Regions from separate parts of the Homo sapiens genome. Here region 1 is linked to region 2. A link is an interaction called in ENCODE POLR2A ChIA-PET data of the cell type or tissue named here. Cell type or tissue: PC-9. All regions are shown on one strand. Links, peaks and the distances in the headings refer to the core of each region. The heading gives the core; the rest is flanking DNA.

Region 1 (11,290 bases), core at 4,240-8,239, 420 kb before region 2:
TGAGCTGCCACGTCTACCCCTTTTCATAAAACAGGGGATTCTGTAAAGCTCTGGAATTTCCATCGGGAGCAGTGTGGGAGTGGCAGCTGTGAGGATTGGGCCAGGGGTGCCTGTGCAGGTGAAGCCCATGGCCGTCCCAGATCCCTGGGCATCGGGGCATTCTCTGAGGATGCCTTCAGCCCTGCTTTCCGAGGGAACGTCAGCCACCCAGCTGGAAGAATGTTAGCTACTGCAGGAGCCGCTGCTGCTGCTATTTGGGGTGAGTGGGGAGATGACACGGTGCCCCTTGACACTTTCACCCTGTCTTCAAAATGAAGTGGGAACACAGAGCCCCAAAGAGGGCCATTTTGGGTATTTCCAGGAGGCTGGGGTGGAGTCCCAGCTCTGGAGCCGAAATGCCTGGCCTTCTGGGGCTGTGTCTTTTTTTTTTTTTTTTTTTTGAGATAGAGTCTCCCTCTGTCGCCCTGGCTGGAGTGCAATGGCGTGATCTCGGCTCGCTGCAACCTCCGCCTCCCAGGTTCAAGCGATTCTACTGCCTCAGCCTCCCGAGTAGCTGGGATTACAGGCGCCCACCACCACGCCCGGGTCATTTTTGTATTTTTAGTAGAGATGGGGTTTCACCATGTTGGCCAGGCTGGTCTCAAACTCCTGGCCTCAGGTGATCCACCCACCTCGGCCTCCCAAAGTGCTGGGATTATAGGCGTGAGCCACTGCACCCAGCCGAGTTATTTGTCACCCAGGCTAGAGTGCAGAGGCACGATCATGGCTCACTGCAGCCTCAACCTCCTGGGCTTAAGTGATCCTCCCACCTCAGCCTCCCAGGTAGGTGGGACCACAGGCATGCACCATCATGTCCAGGCAATTTTTTTTTTAGAGATGGGGTCTTGCTATGTTGCCCAGGCTGGTCTCAAACTCCTGGGCTCAAGGGATCCTCTTGCCTTGGTCTCTCAAAGTGCTGGGATTACAGGCGTGAGCCACAGTGCCTGGCCCCAGAGAAGCTTTTTCAAGTGAGGGCTAAGGATCACATCTTGCCTGAGAAATGCAGTGTCCTGGGCCCTACCCTATCCCTGGAAATGGAATCTCAGGGAGGCGTGCCCTGGGGAGCCGAATTTTTAGAAAGGATTTTTACATTTCTTTTAAGGTAAAACATATCTACTGAGACCATCCAAACAGGGTGATGAGTTTAGCTTCCCTTCGACCTGGCCCTTGGAGTTCCTTACCTCCAGGGTCTCTCAGACAGGCACTGTGGACACTGGGGCTGGATCATTCTCTGGGGTGGGGCCCTCCTGGGCACTGCAGGGTGCTGAGCAGAGTCCCTGGCCACCACCCACTTCATGCCAGGAGCACCCCCGGTTGTAACAACCACAGATGTCCCCAGACATCACCAAAAGTACCCTGGGCAAGAATCACGTGTGGGTGAGACCCTCTGGGTTAGGGGATCCCATGGACCCTCCACGAGACTATGTCCCATGATCCTCTGCCCTGCTGTGGTCCCAGGAGGCTGCACACACTGAAATCCACACGGAGTGAGGAGGGAGAGAGGAGGTGAATCCCAGGAGCTGGGGTCCCCCTGGTTTCTACCGTCTGCCCTGTCAGGAGCTTCTTCTGGTGTCTGGTGTGAGCAGTGACGTAACTCAATATTTTCCAAATAATTCACGCAGGATTTCTCAGTCTCAGCACTGCTGATGTGGGGGCCAGATCGGTCTCTGTAGGGAGCTGTCCTGGGCACTGCAGGGCGCTGAGCAGCACCCCTGGCCTCCACCCACTCCGTGCCAAGAGCGCCCCTCAGTGGGGACAACCACGGATGTCCCCAGATGTGACCTGCTGTCCCCGGGTGATGCCCTGATGAGAAACGGTGAGGATGTCACCGTGTCTTGGGTCTCCTGCTGGTGGTTCCATAGGCACCTGCAGGCATCTGTGTGGTACAGGCCCTCCCCAGTCCTGTCCCCACCTCCTCCATCCTCCCAGCATCGCTGCATCCTTCCCTGAACGGGGTTACCACTCAGGGAACTTCCGTCCTCTCTGATGGCTGCAGCCCAGGGGGAGCCCAGATCCAGGACCCAGCTGTGGGGGGACATGCAGCTCTTCATCTGCTTTTGTGGTTATGGAACCAGCTGTCCCCATGGCCCTGCACACACCATGCTGTGAGGAGTGAAGGTGTCACTGGGACACACCCCAGAAGCAGGTCAGCAGTTCCCAGGGACCCGGGAACACCCGGCTCTGGAGGAGGCGGGCACCCAGGACACCCACATGGGGGGCAGGAAGGATGACACCTCCACTCATGCCCAGCCTGTGAACACTCAAGGGGGAACACTCCTGAGGCCTCGGACATCGAGGCTGAGCCACCCAGAGAGGCCCCACTGCCCAGTGGGATGCCATGAAGTCTGTGACCAAGCTGGGCCCCAGCAGCCAGGCCCGGGCTTTTCCAGGGCAGGAGGATGTGGCAGGAATGAGGGTGGCCTGGAGCCGGGGAGGCCAGGCTGGTCTTGTCGGCACGTGTGTGTGCATGTGTATGCCTGTGCACGTGTGTGTGTGCATGTGAATACATGCATGTGTGTGCGTGCATGTATGTGTGTATGCCTGCACGCATGTGCACAGCTGCATGCATGTGTGCATGTCTGTGCATGTGTGTGTACGCATGTGAGCATATGTGGACGTGTGCACGCCTGCATATGTATGCCTGTACATGCACGTTCATATCTGTGTATGTGTATGCCTGTGCACGTGTCTATGTGTGTGAATGCGCACATGCGTGTGCACGTGAATATATGCATGTATGTGTATGCCTGCACATGCATGTTCATGTCTATGTATGTGTGCTTGCACGCACACGTACAGGTCTGCAAGCATGCATGCATACATGTGTGCACGCCTGTGCACGTGCGTGCATATATGTATGAGCATGCATGCGTGTGTGCAAGCGTGTGTGTGTGTGTGCAGGGGCTGGCAGCTCCCTGCAAGCGCAGGGCCACGGCGGGAACGAGGTTAGGGTTGTCAGACGCTCATTTAGGAGGATTTCCTAGAACCGCTTGTCCTGGATGGAAATAGTCTGGCTCAGACTCCACCCCCGGCCGCCACATCCCTGCAGGCACCGCTAGAGCTTCCTGAGATGGGGCCAGCGGCAGCCAGGGCAGGGCAGGAAGGAGGGGGGAGCGCAGCTCAGGCACCGCGAGAAAGAATAAGCCGGCACGCTCCCGGCAGGCTCTACGGACACTGACTCTGCACCCCGCCTCCAAGCATCCTCTGTCTGTTCAGCAGGCATGCCTGGGACCCCTGTGGGACCTCCCTGTTCAGCCAGCGGGCATGTGCGTCCCCCGCCCATCTCAGTGGCCATCTTTCCTCTCAGGGAACACATCCATACGCCCCTCCCGGCATCCTGAATGCCCCATCTGAGAATATTGACTGTGAGGAGGACGCAGGCCCGAGGGCTCCCCCATCAGAGCTTCTTCCTGTCTGTTTAACACACACGCCCATCTGACCTCCTCTCTGTATTTGACAAAAGGCCCTCATCACCCCGACGGAGCAGCCATTTGTCACACACGCCCATCTGACCTCCTCTATTTGACAAAAGGCCCTCATCACCCCGTCGGAGCAGCCATTTGTCACACACGCCCATCTGACCTCCTCTTTGTATTTGACAAAAGGCCCTCATCACCCCGTCGGAGCAGCCATTTGTTTGCTCAACAAACAAGCCCATCTCCCACTGAAATGCCGGCTCCCCCAGGGGGCCAAGGCCCACTCTGGCTGGGTCTCTAGGGTCCGGGGTCAGGAGGGGCCCTACACAGAGTGTGTGGAGTGGACAGAGGCCCCGATGCAGGGCATGAATCTGATGAGGACAGCAGTGACCACGGGGCGTTGACAGTGCACCAAGGTCTCCTCTGGGCCCTGTGGACATTTGGGACCGGATCATTCTCTAGGGTGGGGCCATCCTGAGCACTGCAGGGTGCTAAGCGGTGTCCCTGGACCCAATCCATGCCAGGACCACCCTGCAGTCGTGACAACCACACAGGTCCCCAGATGTCACCCAGTGTCCTCTGGGGTCAGGATCACCCATAGGTAAAATCCTCTGTCTTAGAGGATTCCATGGACCCCCAAGAGACTCTGCGTCCCATGATCCTCTGCGTCCCATGATCCTCTGCCCTGCAGAGGTCCCAGGAGGCTGCACACATTGAAATCCACACCTTGAGTGGGGAGGGAGAGAGGAGGTGAGTCCCAGGAGCTGGGGGTCCCCCTGGTTTACACACCGTCTGCCACACTAGGAGTTTATTCCGTTGTGAGCAGGGGGCAGACTTTTTTCTTTTTCTTTTTTTTTTTTTGAGATAGGGTCTCACGCTGTTGCCCAGACTGGAGTGCACTGGTGCAATCATAGCTTACTGCAGCCTTGACCTCCTGGGCTCAAGCGATCCTCCCAACCTCAGCCTCTCGAGTAGCTGGGACTACAGGCACACGCCACCACATGCAGCTAATTTGGTATTTTTTTGTAGAGACAGGGTTTCCCTATGTTATCAAACTACTAGGCTCAAGCGATCCTCCAGCCTTGGCCTCCCAAAGTGCTGGGATTACAGGTGTGAGCCACCACACTCAGCCTCAATTTTTTTCTACATAATTAATACAGGTTTCTCAGCCTCAGCACTGTAGACATTGGGGCTGGCTCGTTCCCTGGGGAGGGGCTGTCCTGGGCACTGCAGGGTGCTAAGCAGCATCCCTGGCCTCGACCCACTCCATGTCAAGAGCTCTCCCAGTTGTGACAACCACAGATGTCCCTAGACACCGGCCAGTGTCCCTGGGGGTGGGGCAGCATCGCCCTGGGTGAGGACCTTCTGTGAAGGCACTAGCCTCCTCTCTTAATGTGGTCCTCACAGCTGCCCCGTGCAGAGCTTACAGGAGCTGCGCCCATTTCACAGATGTGGAGGCTGAGGCCTGATGGGGGACGTCACTCGCCTAAGGCCATAGAGCCAAGGGGGGGTGGAGGTGGAGTTGGAACCCAACTCTGTCCCTCCCCAGGCCACGTTGCACTAGCCTCCACCCTGGGGTTAAAAAAAGGGATGGGCGGGCTGGGCTCGGTGGCTCACACCTGTCATCCTAGCACTGTGGGAGGCCGAGGCGGGCGGATCACTTGAGGTCAGGAGTTTGAGACCAGCCTGGCCAACATGGTGAAACTCCATCTCTACTAAAAATACACAAATTAGCTGGTCATGGTGGCAGGCGCCTGTAGTCCCAGTCCCAGCTATTTGCGAGGCTGAAGCAGAAGAATTGCTTGAATCTGGAAGGCAGAGGCTGCAGTGAGCCGAGATCATGCCACTGCACTCCAGCCTGGGCAACAGAGTGAGATTCTGACTCAAAAAAAAAAAAAAAAAAGGGATGGGAAGCCTGGGGTGACAGAGGAGAGGAATGGATGGGGGCTGCCTGCCCCGCCCTGTGTAATAACCGCCTGTGGACGGGACCTTTGTCGCCTTCAAGGGGGAGCTACACAAGCAGCAAAAACAAAGCACAGTGGGGGCTGCTCCAAGGCACCTTCCCTCCACCCCACGCAGCCGCGTAAGCAGGGAGGCCTCGGGTGGAGGCGGCCAGGAGAAAGGGCCTGGCCCAGGCCCCAAGCGGGCAAAGCCTAGAGGCTGGAATGTGGGGCCTGGAGGTGTGGGGTGGGGGTCTTGCCTGGCATCGGGCTGGCATGATCCCCCCAGGCCTCTGTGAGCCTCAGGGTTGGGGACTGGCTGAGCACTGCCCGGGAGAAAAGGCCCCGAGTCCGCCAGAGGAAGGGAGAGCTGCTCTAATCAGCTTAACCCCCTTAATGAGTGGCTAATTGGGGGCTGTCTAGACAGGAAGCTGGAAAGGGCAGGGAAGGGTGGGGGGAGGATGCCGAGGAGGAGGAGGAGCATCCCAGGGTGGTGGCCAGGGGCCAAGGGCACCTTCGGGAGAGACCCTGCCTGCCTGGGTTCCTGTTTTGTGTCCTCCCTCTGCGGAGGCACCCGGCTTGGGACAGCCTTGCAGGCTGCAACAATAAGCCTGGCCCTCCCCGTGCCCCCAGCCCCTCCGGCCCTTCCTGTGCCCCCGGCCCCTCTGGCCCTTCCCTTGGGCCCCTCTGGCCCTTGCCTCGGTCCACCAATGAGGTTACAGCTGGGCCCCACTGGGAACCTCAGGAACCCTGCTCCAGCCCAGGGGCCAGGCCTGTTCTGAGGCGTCCCCCTTGGGACTTCAGAGGCTGCGAAATGTTTACCGATGCAGGCCACAGCGATGGGGAGAGGCCCAGGAAGCACTGGGCATAAGCTCGGGGCTCTGCCCCTTCTTTGCTGTGGGACCTTTGGGCCTCAGTTTCCCCACTTGTCAACTGATGGCCAGGGGCAGCCCTGATCTCACAGAGTGTTGCCGGGAGGGGAAATAACCCGGCTTAGGACATCACAGATGCCCCATAAAACAAAGAGAGCGAGGTACCCTGAGTGGGGCCGCTGGGAACGGCCACGTGGTTCCGTGTCCCTGTGCACCCGCTTGCCGCTGGGGTGACCTGGAGCAGGTGATGTCACCTCTTTGAGCCTCAGGGTTTCCCTCTGCAAAATGAGGTGCCTGCCAGGCACCTCCGCAGGGCTGTCTGGGACTAAAATGTTGGGAAGGGACATAGAGAAAAAGCGGCCAGCCGGGTGTGGTGGCTCACACCTGCCATCCCAACACTGTGGGAAGCAGAGGCAGGAGGATGAGCCCAGGAGTTTAAGACCAGCCTGGGCAACACAGGGAACTCTGTCTCTACAAAAAGTACAAAAAATAGCCAGGTGTGTTGGCAAGTGCCCATAGTCCCAGCTACTTGGGAGGCTGAGGAAGGAGGATGGCATGAGCCCAGTGGGCGCTGATCGCACCACTGCACTCCATCCTGGGCGACAGAGCAAGTCACTATTTGGGAAAAACAAAACAAAACAAAACAAAAAAGGCCAGGCGCAGTGGCTCACGCCTGTAATCCCAGCACTTTGGGAGGCCGAGGCGGGCGGATCACCTGAGGTCAGGAGTTCGAGAGCAGCCTGGCCAACAGGGTGAAACCCCATCATTACTAAAAACACAAAATTAGCCGGGTGTGGTGGAACTCCTGAGGTCAGGAGTTCCAGACCAGACTGGCCAACATGGTGAAAACCCGCCTCCGCTAAAAATACAAAAATTAGCCAGCCGTGGTGGCGGGCACCTGTAATCCTAGCTATTCGGGAGGCTGAGGCACGAGAATCGCTTGAACCTGGGAGGCAGAGCTTGCAGTGAGTCAAGATCGCGCATTGCACCCCAGCCTGGGCGAGCGACAGAGAGAGATTCCGTCTCAAAAAAAAAAAAAAGAGTGGCCCAGACCAGGGGTCACGCACCTTCTCCCCACTCCGTTTAGGTGCTTTGCATATGCCTCTGGCTATATTATAGGGGAGATTCTGCCCGCAAGAGACATTTGGCCAGGTCTGGGGACATTTACGGTTGTCACCACTGGGGGGTGCTCCTGACACGGAGTGGGTGGAGGCCATGAACTCTGCACAGCACCCAACAGTGCCCAAGACAGCCCCGCCCCAGAGGATGGTCTGGCCCCAAACATCCACAGTGCAACTCCTCAAACCACGATTCTCCCTGCTGGGAATGCCCTCCCATCATCTTCCCTGCGGATAAATCCACTTAAATCATCCCGGTTGTAGCTTAGCCGCGAATTAATAATAAACCCGGCTCTCACGCCCCAGGTGCGTGCTTTACGTAAAGTCCAGCCCTGGGCCACGGGTGTTAAAATTCTTCCAGTGTTTGGCCGGGCGCGGTGGCTCACGCCTGTAATCCCAGCACTTTGGGAGGCCGAGGCGGGCAGATCACGAAGTCAGGAGATCGAGACCATCCTGGCTAACACGGTGAAACCCCGTCTCTACTAAAAATACAAAAAATTAGCCGGGCATGGTGGTGGGTGCCTGTAGTCCCAGCTATTCGGGAGGCTGAGGCAGGAGAATGGCATGAACCCGGGAGGCGGAGCTTGCAGTGAGCCGAGATCACACCACTGCACTCCAGCCTGGGCGACAGAGCAAGACTCTGACAAAAAAAAAAAAAAAAAAATTCTTCCAGTGTTTTCTCTTCACTGGGATATCAAGGCAGAGTTTTTTGAGATGGAGTTTCGCTCTTGTTGCCCAGGCTGGAGTGTAATGGCACAATCTCGGCTCACTGCACCCTCCGCCTCCCAGGTTCAAGTGATTCTCCTGCCTCAGCCTCCCGAGTAGCTGGGATTACAGGTGCCCACCACCACACCCGGCTAATTTTGTGTTTTTAGTAATGATGGGGTTTCACCCTGTTGGCCAGGCTGGTCTCGAACTCCTGACCTCAGGTGATCCGCCTGCCTCGGCCTCCCAAAGTGCTGGGATTACAGGTGAGCCTTTTTTTTTTTTTTTTTTTTTTTTTTTTTTTTTTTTTTTTTTGAGACAGGGTCTTTCTCTGTTGCCCCGGATGGAGTGCAGTGGTATGATCATAGCTCAGGGCAGCTTTGACCTCCCGTCTTAAGCAATCCTCTCACCTCAGCCTCCCAAGGAGCTGGGACTACAGGTGTACACCACTATGTGATGCTATTTTTTTTTTTTTTTTAAGTAGAGATGGGGTCTTGCCATATTGCTAGGATTACAGTTGTAAGCCACTGCACCCGGCCAGCAACCTGATCGTATAGCAGAGGAAATTGAGGGGCAGAGAGGTTAAGGAACCTGCCAAATGTCACACAGCTGGAGAAGCAGAGAAGCCAGTTGCCCGAGCTCCTCACTGCTCTGTCAGCCTGATTCTCCTCCTCGGGGAGGTCCTCCCTTTTCTTCCAAGTTCTATCAGGGTCCTCTTGTTCCCCCTGACTGTCTTCTGTGCCTCCTCCTCTGGGCTGTAGTCACCTGGATAAAAACCCATCTCCCTCACTAGGCTGTTAGCCCCTGGAAGGTAGGGACAAGAGTGGGTTGGATCATCTCTGTGTCCCCAGGGCCTCAGGTAGGGCCAGCACACAGGAGGGCTTTACACTGAGGATGAAACCCTCAGGAGGAGGCCGGGTGCGGTGGCTCACGCCTGTAATCCCAGCACTTTGGGAGGCCGAGATGGGCGGATCACGAGGTCAGGAGATCGAGACCATCCTGGCTAACACGGTGAAACCCCGTCTCTACTGAAAATAGAAAAAATTAGCCGGGCGTGGTAGTGGGTGCCTGTAGTCCCAGCTACTCGGGAGGCTGAGGCAGGAGAATGGCGTGAACCCGGGAAGCGGAGCTTGCAGTGAGCTGAGATGGCGCCACTGCACTCCAGCCTGGGCGACAGAGCGAGACTCTGTCTCAAAAAGAAAAAAAAAAAAAAAAAAAAGAAACCCTCAGGAGGGAGTGAGTTTGCCATCCCCTGAGGTAATCAAGTGGAAGCTGCAGGAGCACAGACCTCCTCTGACATTCCCTGCTAGCTCTGCGATTCCCAATCACAGAGCAGAAGCTGGTGGGGGCTTCCTCTTTGTCCTCCCCCCATTGCTACCACCTCCTTCCCCAGTGGAAGGGGTTGCCAGTGAGCAGCCGGGCAGAAAAGTCAGACTGAGCTCCAGAGCTTAAAATGTTTTCTTTTTGAGTTTTCTCTGTTGAAAGCTAGATTCTTTATTTTCCACCTTTCTCCTCTCCTAATAAATAGACTTAAAGCTACAATTTTTCCTCTCAGGGTTGCTTTGGCTCATCGCAAAGGTGGTCTTTCACTTTAATTAGCGTGCAGTTTACATTCTGACAGCCTCATCAATTACAGAGTTAATGAGAAGTCACGGCTGGGTGCGGTGGCTCACACCTGTAATGCCAGCACTTTGGGAGGCTGAGATGGGCGGATCACTTGAGGTTGGCGGATCACTTGAGGTCAGGAGTTCAAGACCAGCCTGGCCAACATAGTAAAAACCGTCTCTACTAAAAATACAAAAATTAGCTGGTTGTGGTGGTGCCCGCCTGTAGTCCCAGCTACTCGGGAGGCTGAGGCAGGAGAATCACTTGAACCCAGGAGGTGGAGCCGAGATTGCACCACTGCACTCCAGCCTGGGTGATAAGAGCGAAACTCCGTCTCAAAAAAAAAACAAAAAACAAAAAACAAAAAAAACGAAACAGAAGTGACTTTTTTTTTCTTTTTTTTTTTTTGAGACATAGTCTCGTTCTGTTGCCCAGGCTGGCGTGCACTGGCGTGATCTCTCAAAACAAGCAAGACTCCATCTCAAAACAAAAACAACAAACAAACAAAAAAAGAACCTCATAAATACTGAGACAGGTCCCCTGAGGGATGGAGACCCTTTAGGAATGTTCCTGCTCTGGGAGCCCACACTGTGGAAGGGAGGGGCCTTGGCACCTGAAATGTCACAACTAGATGCGTCCGAGTGCCGGAAAGAGACAGGAATTTTTTTTTTTTTTTGAGACGGAGTCTCGCTCTGTCACCCAGGCTGGAGTGCAGTGGCGCCATCTCAGCTCACTGCAAGCTCCGCCTCCCGGGTTCATGCCATTCTCCTGCCTCAGCCTCCTGAGTAGCTGGGACTACAGGCACCCGCCGCCACGCCCGGCTATTTTTTTTGTATTTTTAGTAGAGACGGGGTTTCACTGTGTTAGCCGGGATGGTCTCGATCTCCTGACCTCGTGATCCGCCTGCCTCGGCCTCCCAAAGTGCTGGGATTACAGGCGTGAGCCACCGAGCCTGGTCAGAGACAGGAATGTTATAAAGACGTGGATGACAGTGACCTCCCGTTTCCCGGGTATGTCGCATGGGCCAGACGGTTGCTTCACGCACATCCTACCCTTCCTCCTCCTGTAGCTCCCAAAGAACATTATTCACATCACCCCCATTGTGGAGATGAAGAAACTGAGGCTTAGAGAAGTTAAGTGATGTGCCCCAGGTTACACAGCACACAGAGCTAGACACGGGCAGGGCTGGGATCTGAACCCAGGTCTCTCCAATGCCTGAATCTGACCTCTTAATCCTAATGTTATACTGCTTCTAAAAATCCTACAGGTGGCCGGGAGCAGTGGCTCACACCTGTCATCCCAGCACTTTGGGAGGCCGAGGTGGGTGGATCACCTGAGGTCAGGAGTTTGAGACCAGACTGGCCAACATGGTGAAACACTGTCTCTACTAAAAATATAAAGATTAGCCGGGTGTGGTGGTGGGTGCCTGTAATCCCAGCTACTTGGGAGGCTGAGGCAGGAGAATTGCTTGAACTCAGGAGGAAGGGTTGCAGTGAGCCAAGATCTCGCCACTGCACTCCAGCCTGGGTGACAGAGCAAGACTCCATCTCAAAAAACAAAAATTAAAAAAAAATAAGAGGGGCCCGGCATGGTGG
Region 2 (11,290 bases), core at 296-4,295:
CATCCCCAGCTGGTAGATCAGTCCTGGGAAGCGGAGGAGACCAAGAAAGGGGCCTTGCCTGGGACAGACGTGGGCCAAGCCGGGGCTGGAATCTGGGACTCCAGGCGGAGGCCCCTTTCCTTTGTTTCAGCTGAGCCCAGCACCTCTGAGTGTCTGCGTCTGAGTTGGGTGTCTGAGCGTCTGCCTCCTGCAAATCCCTGGCGGGTGTGCGTCTGGCGGGTGGTGTATCTGTGACTCGTAGGACCTCAGCCCTGGTCTTCCCAGCTCCAGGCCACCCTGGGCCTCGCTCAGCTGAGCACGCAGCCTGGTGGGGCTCTGAATCCCACCTCGGCCCATGCCATGCTAGCCTGAGTTCCCTCTGTGCACCTGCGGGCGTCACCTCCCCAACCCTTCGGCTTTGCCAACACCTGGTCCGCCTGGGAGTCCAGAGCTGGGTTGCAAATCTCTACCCCGCTCCAAGCTTCCTCTCATTGCTTCCTGCCAGGCGGAGATTGTGAAGCGTCTGAGCGGTATCTGCGCTCAGATTATCCCCTTCCTGACCCAGGAGGTGAGTGGGCCTGGGGGTGGGGGGAGGAGGGGAAGGGAGCCGGAAGAAGACGGGAGGGGGTAGGTCTGGGCGAGGACGCCCCAGGCACTGATTCTGCCGCGTAGCCTGCAGCACGGATAGAGACCATTTTCACTGCAGTAGTCCCGCAGCCCTGAGGCCAGGCATCCCGCTGGGGCAGGGGCTGCAGGGATGGAGGGAGGTGTTGGCTGAGGGTGAGGACTGGGGGCTGTTTTCCCCCTTGATGGGAAGCAAGGCATAGAGCTGACCCCCTCAAGCCCTGCAAGTTGGCTGCCTGGGTCTGAATCCTGGCTGTGTGGCCTCAGGCAGGACACTTGTCTCTGTTTTTTCAGTAGCGTAGGTGTGAAGTTGAGATGAGCTCATACACCCAGGGTGCTGGAGATGATGGGTACGCTTACTCAGCACCTGATGAAAGTTAACCCTACCGTCTTGCTAGAAGAAGTCACTGAGGGACAAACACTGGGTGATCCACTCCTAGGAGGTCCCAGGGTCGTCAGGTTCACTGAGACAGAAAGCAGAATGGGGGGTGCCAGGGGTTGGGGAGGGGACGGGGAGTGAGAGTTTTATGGGGACAGAAATTCAGTTTGGGAAGATGGGAAAATTCTGGAGATGGTGCTGGGGATGGCTGCACAACCGTGTGTGTGCTTTATGCTGCTGAGCTGTGCACTTACAAATGGTTAAAATGGACTGTAATTCGGCCAGGTGCGGTGGCTCCTGCCTGTAATCCCAGCATTTTGGGAGGCTGAGGCAGGTGGATCACCAGAGGTCAGGAGTTCGAGACCAGCCTGTCCAACATGGTGAAACCCTGTCTCTGCTAAAACTTAAAAAAAAAAATTAGCCGGGCATGGTGGTGTTTGCCTGTAATCCCAGCTACTCGGGAGGCTGAGGCAGGAGAATAGAATTGCTTGAACTCAGGAGGCGGGGGTTGCAGTGAGCAGAGATTGCGCCGCTGCACTCCAGCCTGGGTGAGAGAGTTAGACTCCATCTCAAAAAAAAAAAAAAAAAAAGTTAGCTCTTCTGAGAGTGCCCCAGGTTCCTTTCATCCTCAGTACCTTTGCACAGTCCCTGTTTCTTTTTTCTTTTTCTTTTCTTTTGTGTGTGTGTGTGTGTGTGATGGATTCTTGCTCTGTTACCCAGGCTGGAGTGCAGTGGCATGATCTTGGCTGACTGCAACCTCCACCTCCTGGGTGCAAGCGATTCTCATGCCTCAGCCTCCTGAGTAGCTGGGATTACAGGCGTGCACCACCACGCCCGGCTAATTTTTGTATTTTTAGTAGAGACGGGTCTCCCTATGTTGCCCGGGCTGGTCTCGAACCCCCGGACTCAAGCAATCCGCCCGTGTCAGGCTCCGAGTGTTGGGTTTACAGGTGTGAGCCACTGTACCCAGCCTGCACTGTCCCTGTTTCTGTGTGGTACGTTCTCTCTTCAGAGAGACGTGAAAGATAGTTCTACTTCAGAGTGGATACACTGGGAGGATCCTTGATGCCTTGAGGACCAAACCCAGAGGGGAGATGCTCAGTTTGTTCAGATTCCACTGAGTCTGAGATTTCTGGAAGCTTGGGGTGGGGAGAGGTCCTGTGTAGACACAGAACATAAAGAGCATCTGCAGCGGAAAGTGGGGACGAGGTGGTCTAGAGAAAGGCAAGAGCCGCAAGAAGTTTAGGTAGGCCGAGCCCAGTGGCTCACGCCTGTAATCCCAGCACTTTGGGAGGCCAAGGCGTGCGGGTCATGAGGTCAGGAGTTTGAGACCCACCTGGCCAGTATGGTGAAACCTCATTTCTACTAAAAATACAAAAATTAGCTGGGCTAGTCCCAGCTACTCGGGAGGCTGAGGCAGGAGAATTGCTTGAACCCGGGGGGTGGAGGTTGCAGTGAGCCGAGTTCGCACCATTGCACTCCAGCCTGGGCAACACAGCGAGATTCTGTCTCAAAAAAAAAAAAAAAAGATTAGGTAAAATGACTGTTGAAAGGAATGAGTAAGGCACACATTTCCAGGAATTAGCAAACTGCAGCTCGAGGGCCAGCTCCACCCCTCCACTTGTTTTTGCAAATAAAGTTTTATTGACATAGCCACGCCCACTCATGTACATATCATTTCCAGCAGCTTTCCCATTACAGTGACAGAGTTTGGTAGTTGCAACAGAGACCTCTGGCCTGCAGAGGGAAAATGTTTTCACTCTCTGGCCCTTTCTAGAAAGTCTTCCAACCCATCCTACACACACCCACACACAGGTGCACCCCCATGGGAGCTCTGTATCCGCATCCTGATACCTCCTTGGTGGAGACAGCCCAGATGTCTGTCTTCAGGAGCGTGTATACACAAGCAGCCTCAGAGTGCATACAGTGGAATATACTACTGTTCCGCTATCCTACACGGCAGTCACCAGCCCCGTGTGATCATTTACACTTAGGTTAACTATTAATAATATTTAAATCTATTATTTTTTTCCTTAAAAAAATTTTTTTTTTTTTTGAGACAGAGTCTTGCTCTGTCGCCCGGGCTGGAGTGCAATGGCACGATCTCAGCTCACTGCAATCTCTGCCTCCTGGGTTCAAGCGATTCTTCCACCTCAGCCTCCCGAGTAGTTGGGATTACAGGCACCCACCATCATGCCGGCTAGTTTTTGTATTTTTGTAGATGGGGTGGGGGGGTGGTTTCACCATGTTGGCCAGGCTGGTCTTGAACTACTGACCTCAGGTGATCCATCTGGCTCGGCCTCCCAAAATGCTGGGATTACACGCGTGAGCCACCGCACCTGGCCTAAAAAAATTTTTTTTTACAAAAATTAGCTGGGTGTGGTGGCAGGTGCCTGTAATCCCAGCTACTCGGGAGGCTGAGGCAGGAGAATTGCTTGAACCTGGGAGGCGGAGGTTAGCGTGAACCGAGATCACGCCACTGCATTCCAGCCTGTGCGACAGAGTGAGACTCCGGCTTAAATAAGTATATATGTATAATGTAACAGAGAGGGAGTCTCACCATGTTGCCCAGGCTGGTCTCAAACTCCTGGACTAGCGTAATCCTCCCACTCCAGCATCCTAAAGTACTGGGATTACAGGCATGAGCCACTGCGCCCGACCTGAAATCTATTAAGTTAATTTTATATTTAAATTTATATTTAGGCTGGGCGCAGTGGCTCACACCTGTAATACCAGCACTTTGGGAGGCTGAGGGGGGCAAATCACTTGAGATCAGGAGTTCAAGACCAGCCTGGTCAACATGGTGAAACCCCGTCTCTACTAAAAGTATGAAAATTAGTTGGGTGTGGTGGTGCGCACCTGTAATCTCACCTACTTGGGAGGCTGAGGCAGGAGAATTGTTTGAACCTGGGAGGCGGAGGTTGCAGTGAGCCAAGAGCATGCCATTGCACTCCAGCCTGGGCAACAGAGTGAGACTACGTCTCAAAAAAGTAAAAATAAAAATAAGCCTATTAAATTTATTTTATATTTAAACTTGTATTCACTTAAATTTAATAAAATTAATCATTCTATTCATCAGTTGCACCAGCCACATGTCAAATGCCTGGTGGCCACACACATGGCCAGTGGCTTCTGTGTGGAACAGCAAAAATACAACATTTTCTTTCTTTCTTTTTTTTTTGAGACTGAGTCTCGCTCTGTCACCCAGGCGGGAGTGCATGGCACGATCTTGGCTCACTGCAATCTCTAACTCCCGGGTTCAAGTGTTTCTCCTGCCCCAGCCTCCCGAGTAGCTGGGATTACAGGTGCATGCCACCATGCCTGACTAATTTTTGTATTTTTAGTAGAGATGGGGTTTCACCATCTTGGTCAGGTTGGTCTCGAACTCCTGATCTCGTGATCCACCTGCCTCAGCCTCCCAAAGTGCTGGGATTACAGGTGTGAGTCACCACGCTCAGCACCCCCCCCCCTTTTTTTTTTTTTTTTTTTTTTTTTTGAGACTGGGTCTCACTCTGTCTCCCAGGCTGGAGTGCAGTGGTGCAATCTTGGCTCACTGCAACCTGTGCCTCTTGGGTTCAAGTGATTCTCCTGTGTCAGCCTCACGAGTAGCTGGTATTATAGGCACCCGCCGCCACGTCTGGCTAATTTTTTTTGTATTTTTAGTAGAGATAGGGTTTCACCATGTTGGCCAGGCTGGTCTTGAACTCCTGACCTCAAGTGATCCACCTGCCTTGGCCTCCCAAAGTGCTGTGATTACAGGCATGAGCCGCCGCGCCCGGCTCAGATATAACATTTTCTCGCAGCAGAGTCCCACAGCTCTGAAAGCTGAATATGCTGCCGCCACCCACCACATCATGGAAGAAGCTTAAAATGTTATGCTGAGAGGCCAGATGCCAAAGAGAACTCAGAGAATGAGCCCACAACGTAGTTGAAAACGGACAAATCCACGCAGGTTTAGGAAGGCGATCGTAGGAGGCAGAATTATACAGAAAAACAAAGAAATTATTGTCATGAAGGTGGAGGAGGGAGGGTGTTCTGATGGCAGGGAGTGTAGGGGGCCCCTGGAGTCTGGTACTTTCTGTTCCTTAACCTAGGAGAAGGGTCCATGGTGCCGATTTATCACAGTGTTTTTTTTTTCTTGGGGGTAGTTTTACCACCAGGAGACGTCTGTGGTTGTCACAACTGGGGGTGCCCCTGGCATGGAGTGGGTGGAGGCCAGGGATGCTGCTCGGCTCCTTGTAGTGCCTGGAACAGCCCCGCCCCAGAGAACAATCCAGCCCCAGATGTCTTTGGTTCTTCGATGCTCCAAAGGAGAGACTGTGATTTGTAATATATATATATTTTTTCTTGAGACAGAGTCTCGCTCTGTCACCCAGGCTGGAATGCATTGGCACGATCTCGGCTCACTGCAACCTCCACCTCCCGGGTTCAAGCGATTCTCCTGCCTCAGCCTCCTGAGTAGCTGGGATTACAGGTGTTTCACCATGTTGGCCAGGCTGGTCTCGAACTCCTGGCCTCAGGTGATCTGCCCACCTCAGCCTTCCAAAGCGCTGGGATTCCAGGCGTGAGCCACCATGCCCGGCCTGATTTGTAACTATTCTACCTGCACTTAGGTTTGGTTTCTTTCTCCGTGTGCTTATTTCAAAATTCCAAAAGGAAAGGGAGAGAGTGAGAGGGAAAAAGATAAAAGAGAAATGGGAAGTACCGGGGCAAAGATGAGAGGGTGGCGGGGAGAGGTCAGGTCCCCAAGGGCACCGCTAGCATGAGCAGGGGCTCAATGTACCCTCTACCTGATCCCTTCCACCCGCCAGCATCAGCAGCAGGTGCTCCAGGCCGTAGAACGCGCCAAGCAGGTCACCGTGGGGGAGCTGAACAGCCTCATCGGGGTGAGTCTCTCTAGCCCCTGCCCCGCCATGGGGAGACGCCCACTCCCAGGTCCCTGGCACCCACCCAGGAGGTGTTAAAGCTGGGGTGGTGTGTGGGCCTTGGCTCCAGTGGTCCTGGGAACCCCAGGGGCACATGCTGTGCTTAGGTCCCATCCCCTGTGTCTACCTCTTGGGCTGGGGACCGCTGGGCTCCTGCCGCCCCCCGCCCCGGCCCATCCTGCCTCCTTTCTAGCAGCAGCAGCTCCAGCCGCTGTCCCACCACGCACCCCCTGTGCCCCTCACCCCCCGCCCAGCCGGGCTGGTGGGCGGCAGTGCTACGGGGCTGCTTGCTCTGTCTGGAGCCCTGGCTGCCCAGGCTCAGCTGGCGGCGGCTGTCAAGGAGGACCGTGCGGGCGTGGAGGCCGAGGGGTCCAGAGGTGAGTGGGCAGCACGGGGTGGCATTGGCTGGGGAGACGGGGCTGGGGAGGACGACTGGCAGTCCAGGGTAGCAAACATCAGCGTGAGGGGATGAAGTGGCTCATGCCTATAATCCCAACAATTTGGGAGGCCGAGGCGGGAGGATCGCTTGAGCCCAGGAGTTCATGACCAGCCTGGGCAACAGAGCGAGACCCCGTCTCTACAAAAATTTAAAAATTTGCTGGGTGGGATGGTGCACACCTGTATTCCCAGGTACTTAGGAGGCCGAGGCAGGAGGATCACTTGAGGCCGGGAGTTAGAGGCCAGCCCAAGCAACATAGCAAGACGCCATCTCTATGAAAAATTTAAAAATTAGTCAAGCACAGGCTGGGCATGGTGGCTTATGCCTGTAATCCCAGCACTTTGGGAGGCCGAGGTGGCTGGATCACCTGAGGCCAGGAGTTCGAGAGCAGCCTGGCCAACATGGGAAAACCCCATCTCTACTAAAAATACAAAAAAAATTAGGCAGGAGTGGTGGCGGGTGCCTGTAATCTCAGCTACTCGGGAGGCTGAGGCAGGAGAATCGCTTGAACCTGGGAGGCGGAGGTTGCAGTGAGCCAAGATTGTGCCACTGTACTCCAGCCTGAGTGAGAGAGTGAGACTCTGTCTCAAAAAAATTAAAATAAATAAATAAATAAATAAAAATAGATAGCCAGGCACGGTGGTTCACGCCTGTAATCCCAGCACTCTGGGAGACCGAGGCGGGCAGATCACCTGAGGTCAGGAGTTTGAGACCAGCCTGGTCAACGTGGTGAAACCTTGTCTCTACTAAAAATACAAAAATTAGCTGGGCATGGTGGTGGGTGCCTGTAATCTGAGCTACTCGGGAGGCTGAGGCAAGAGAATTGCTTGAACCTGGGAGGCAGAGGTTGCAGTGAGCCAAGTCCAGCCTGGGCGACAGAGTGAGACTCTGTCTCATTCATAAATAAATAAATAAATAAATAAATGCCAAGCATGGTGGCATGCCCCTGGAGTCCCAGCTACTCGGGAGGCTGAGATGGGACAATCACTTGAGCCCGGGAACTCGAGGCTGCAGTGAACTGTGACTGGGCCACTGCACTCCAGCCTGGGCAACAGAGCAAGACCCCAACTCGTAAAGTGTGAGGGGATCAATGAGAGCGGCTGCAAGGCCCTGGGGTTCAACATCACCCCCAATGGGCTGTGTGTCTTGAGGCAAGTCACTATCCCTCTCTGGGCATTGATCTGAATGCAGGGGAGGGATAATCCACCACTTGCAAGGGTGTTGGAAGGGTAGAGAGACTCTGAGTGGGGTGGTGGGGGCGGGGGGCTTTATAAACTGGAGGGCTGTACCCTCTGGCGCCGTGGATACAAACGCCTCATTCTTTCTCCTTCTTTCTCTTTATCCCATTCCCAATCTGTCAGTGGAGAGAGCCCCGAGCAGGGTAAGTGAGTGGCACCCTGGGACTCTTTTTATATTCTTGGGAGGCCAACGCTGGTTCTGAGCTGATGGGGGCCTCAGAATGAGACCTAGGTCGATCATGGTGGCTCACGCCTTTGATCCCAGCACTTTGGTAGGCAGAGGTAGGAGAATCATTTGAGGCCAGGAGTTTGAGACCAGCTGAGCAACATGGCAAAACCCCGTCTCTACAGAAAAATACAAAAAGTTGGCTGGGTGTGGTGGTCCATGCCTGTTGTGTCAGCTACTCGGGAGCCTGAGGTGGGAGGATCACTTGAGCCCAGAAGGCCAAGGCTGAAGGGAGCTGTGATCGTGCCACTGCACTCCAACCTGGGTGACAGAGTAAGACCCTGTCTCAAAAAAAAAAAAAAAAGAAAGAAAGAAAAAAAAAAACCAGGCCAGGTGCGTGCCTGTAATCCCAGCACTTTGGGAGGCCAAGGTGGGCAGATCACTTGAGGCCAGGAGTTCAAAAGCAGCCTGGCCAACATGGCAAAACCCTGTCTCTACTAAAAATTCAAAAATTAGCCAAACGTGGCGGCGGGTGCCTGTAATCCCAGCTACTCGGGAGGTCAAGGCAGGAGAATCACTTGGACCTGGGAGACAGAGGTTGCAGTGAGCCGAGATTGCACCACCGCACTCCAGCCTGTGCGACAGTATGAGACTCTGTCTCAAAAAACAAACAACAGCAACCACAACAATAAAAAAACAAGATCCATAGCCCGGTTTCCTGAAGCCTTTCTGTGTGGGAGATACCCAGAAGGCTGTAGTGTTTAAAACCCCAGTACTTTGGGAGGCCAAGGTGGGTGGATCACTTGAGGTCAGGAGTTCGAGACCAGCTTGGCCAACATGGCGAAACCATATCTCTACTAAAAATACAAAATTAGCTGGGTGTGGTGGTGGGCGCCTGTAATCCCAGCTACTCTGGAGGCTGAGGCAGAAGAATGGCGTGAACCCGGGAGGCGGAGGTTGCAGTGAGCCGAGATTGCGCCACTGCACTCCAGCTTGGGCGACAGAGCGAGACTCCATCTCAAAAGAAAAAAAAATTTCAACCTCCAGCTTTTTTCGGGTAATTAAATAAATGAATGCATGACCTTGGACCCTTCTTCCCATCCTCACTTCCGTTCGCCTAGCCATCAGCCGTTCAGCAATATCTGTGGGTGCTCCCCAACAGAAATGTCATGTGAGCTGTGTCAGTAAGTTTTTCAAAAAATGGTTTAATTTTTTTTTTTTTTTTTTGAGACTGAGTCTTGCCCTGTCGCCCAGGCTGGAGCGCAGTGGTGCAATCTCGGCTCACTGTAAGCTCCGCCTCCTGGGTTCAAGTGATTCTCCTGCCTCAGTCTCCCAAGTAGCTGGGACTACAAGTGCCCGCCACCATGCCCGGCTAATTTTTTTTTTTTTTTTTTTTTGTATTTTTAGTAGAGACGGGGTTTCACCGTGTTAGCCAGGATGGTCTCAATCTCCTGACCTTGTGATCCGCCCGCCTCGGCCTCCCAAAGTGCTGGGATTATAGGCGTGAGCCACTGCGCCCGGCCAAAATGGTTTAATTTTGAAATAATTATAGATGTCAGAGAGGTTGCAGAAGAAGTAAGGCGCTGGTTGCGGTGGCTCATGCCTGTAATCCCAGCACTTTGGGAGGCCGAGGCAGGTGGATCACCTGAGGTCAGGAGTTCGAGATAGGCCTGGCCAACATGGCGAAACCCTGTCTCTATTAAAAATACAAAAATTAGCTGGGCGTGGTGGTGGCGCCTGTAATCCCAGCTACTGGGGAGGCTGAGGCAGGAGGATCGCTTGAACCCGGGAGGCGGGGGTCTCAGTGGGCCGAGATGGCTCCACTGCACTCCAGCCTGGGCAGCAGAGCAAGACTCCGTCAAAAACAAAACAAAACAGAAGAGAGAACAAAACCTTAGCACTGAGTCAGCCGTTGGAAGCTCCCATTTCCCAGATGGGAAGCTTGAGGTCCGGACCCTAATAATGGTGGGGGACCCTCAGTCTCGGCTGGATCACAATGCAATCTAGGAGCCCAGGGCCCTGACCCTTTCTCCCCCCGGCCTTTGTCTCTCCGCAGAGTGCATCTCCCTCGCCCCCTGAGAGTCTCGTGGAGGAGGAGCGACCGAGTGGCCCTGGTGGTGGCGGGAAGCAGAGAGCAGATGAGAAGGAGCCATCAGGACCTTATGTGAGTGGGGGCAGGTGCAGGACTGGGATGGGCGTGCATGGCCCAGACCAGCCTGGCCCCTCAGAGCCTTCCAGAGCCCAGCTCTGGCCATAATTCTCTCACTCCGGAGCCTCCCATAGCTCCCTACTACTCAGAGTACTGACCAATCAGAGGAGATCCTGTAATGCAAGGCTTAACTCCAGTTGCTTGAAGTCTCTGCGGCCTCTTGGCCGTACAGCCATTTTCCCACCCTCTAGCTTTTGCTCCAGCTGTTTTCTTTCCCTAGAACACACATGTTTTAGAAACCCATTTTTCTATCAAGAAACAAAGTGCCACCTCCTACAAGAAGCCTTCCCTGACCACCTCCTAGAGGCTGGGACCTCCTCTCATTGCCAGACGGCTGCACACTTGTAGTTTCCAACTCTAGCATCCCAGGGGCCAGGCCGAATGTGGGGAATGGGGCTGTGGCCAGCTGGGGAGCCCCTTCTCCCACCTACAGGGGCAGCTGCAACTTGATCCCCGGAGACTGGCAGGCTCAGGGTGGGCCAATATTGCTGTTTCTCAGAGAAGCCTTAAATCTTCCTTTTTACCTAATAGCTTTTTTTTTTTTTTTTTGGCAATGAATTTTATTTATTTATTTATTTATTTATTAAGGTGGAGTCTTATTTTCTTTGGCAATGAATTTTATTTATTTATTTATTAAGGCGGAGTCTTTATGAAGGCGGTAAGGATGATTGCTGGTCTCTGGCTCTCCCCTCACCATGCAGAGGGGTAAACTGAGGCCTGAGAGGGCCGGGAGTCACACAGGGCACTCATGTAGTCCACATCCTTCAAAGTCCTCTCCACAAGGTGCCCACCTGCCCTGCCTCCCCACATCCTTCCCGGATGCGGGCACGTGCAGCCTTCCCTTCTGCTATGAGCAAACGGGTGCAGTGGTCTGAGAATCCCAGTCATGCCCCAGGGCTGGCTGGGCTCATGCCTCCAACTCCTGAGGAGCGGATAGGGGGTGTGGAGGCAGGGGCATGACCACAATGAGCTCTCTCCCCCATCTTCCCCCAGGAAAGCGACGAAGACAAGAGTGATTACAATCTGGTGGTGGACGAGGTGAGTCCAGGGGTCCAGCCTCTTCCCCGACTCTGGGCACAGAGCAAGGGGTGGGTTTTCTGGACTGGGAGGACCCAGAGGTAGTGGGGATCCTGGTTCCCCGCTCTGTGGGACAGCTGGGATGGGGTCAGGAAGCGTCAGGGACTCCGGGACACCTCTGGCCGACCTCCTCTCCACTGCACAGGGAGTGACTTCAAGCCCAGGTTCACTGAGTGATTTGTGGGCAGTGACACCCCCTTCCCTGGCCTCACTTTTCCCCATCTGTTCAATGGGAAAATAAAACCAAGCCTTTA

What was found. Peaks named below come from ENCODE experiments on the same cell type or tissue, not always from the same donor. Only the 100,000 strongest peaks of a DNase experiment are listed, where the experiment ranks them.
Region 1: POLR2A ChIA-PET joins it to region 2 with 5 read pairs; 2 of 35 experiments call an interaction of 5 or more read pairs at or near these places.

The regions. Positions count from the first base shown.
Region 1 is chr19:3,436,449-3,447,738 of GRCh38, reverse strand. The region is part of intron 6 of NFIC (nuclear factor I C); the gene reads right to left. Among named protein-coding and RNA genes, the nearest start is that of SMIM24, 38 kb to the left of the region's middle. RefSeq lists an enhancer at 1,889-2,430. In PC-9, for the core only: a CTCF peak has its summit at 7,437 (motif pointing right); no DNase peak of the experiment used is centred there.
Region 2 is chr19:3,014,277-3,025,566 of GRCh38, reverse strand. TLE2 (TLE family member 2, transcriptional corepressor) reads left to right here. Exons shown (of 20, transcript NM_003260.5): 5 at 485-547; 6 at 5,794-5,868; 7 at 6,104-6,284; 8 at 7,708-7,727; 9 at 9,807-9,914; 10 at 10,953-10,997. Among named protein-coding and RNA genes, the nearest start is that of TLE2, 9.4 kb to the left of the region's middle. In PC-9, for the core only: no CTCF peak of the experiment used is centred there; a DNase peak (open chromatin) is centred at 2,636.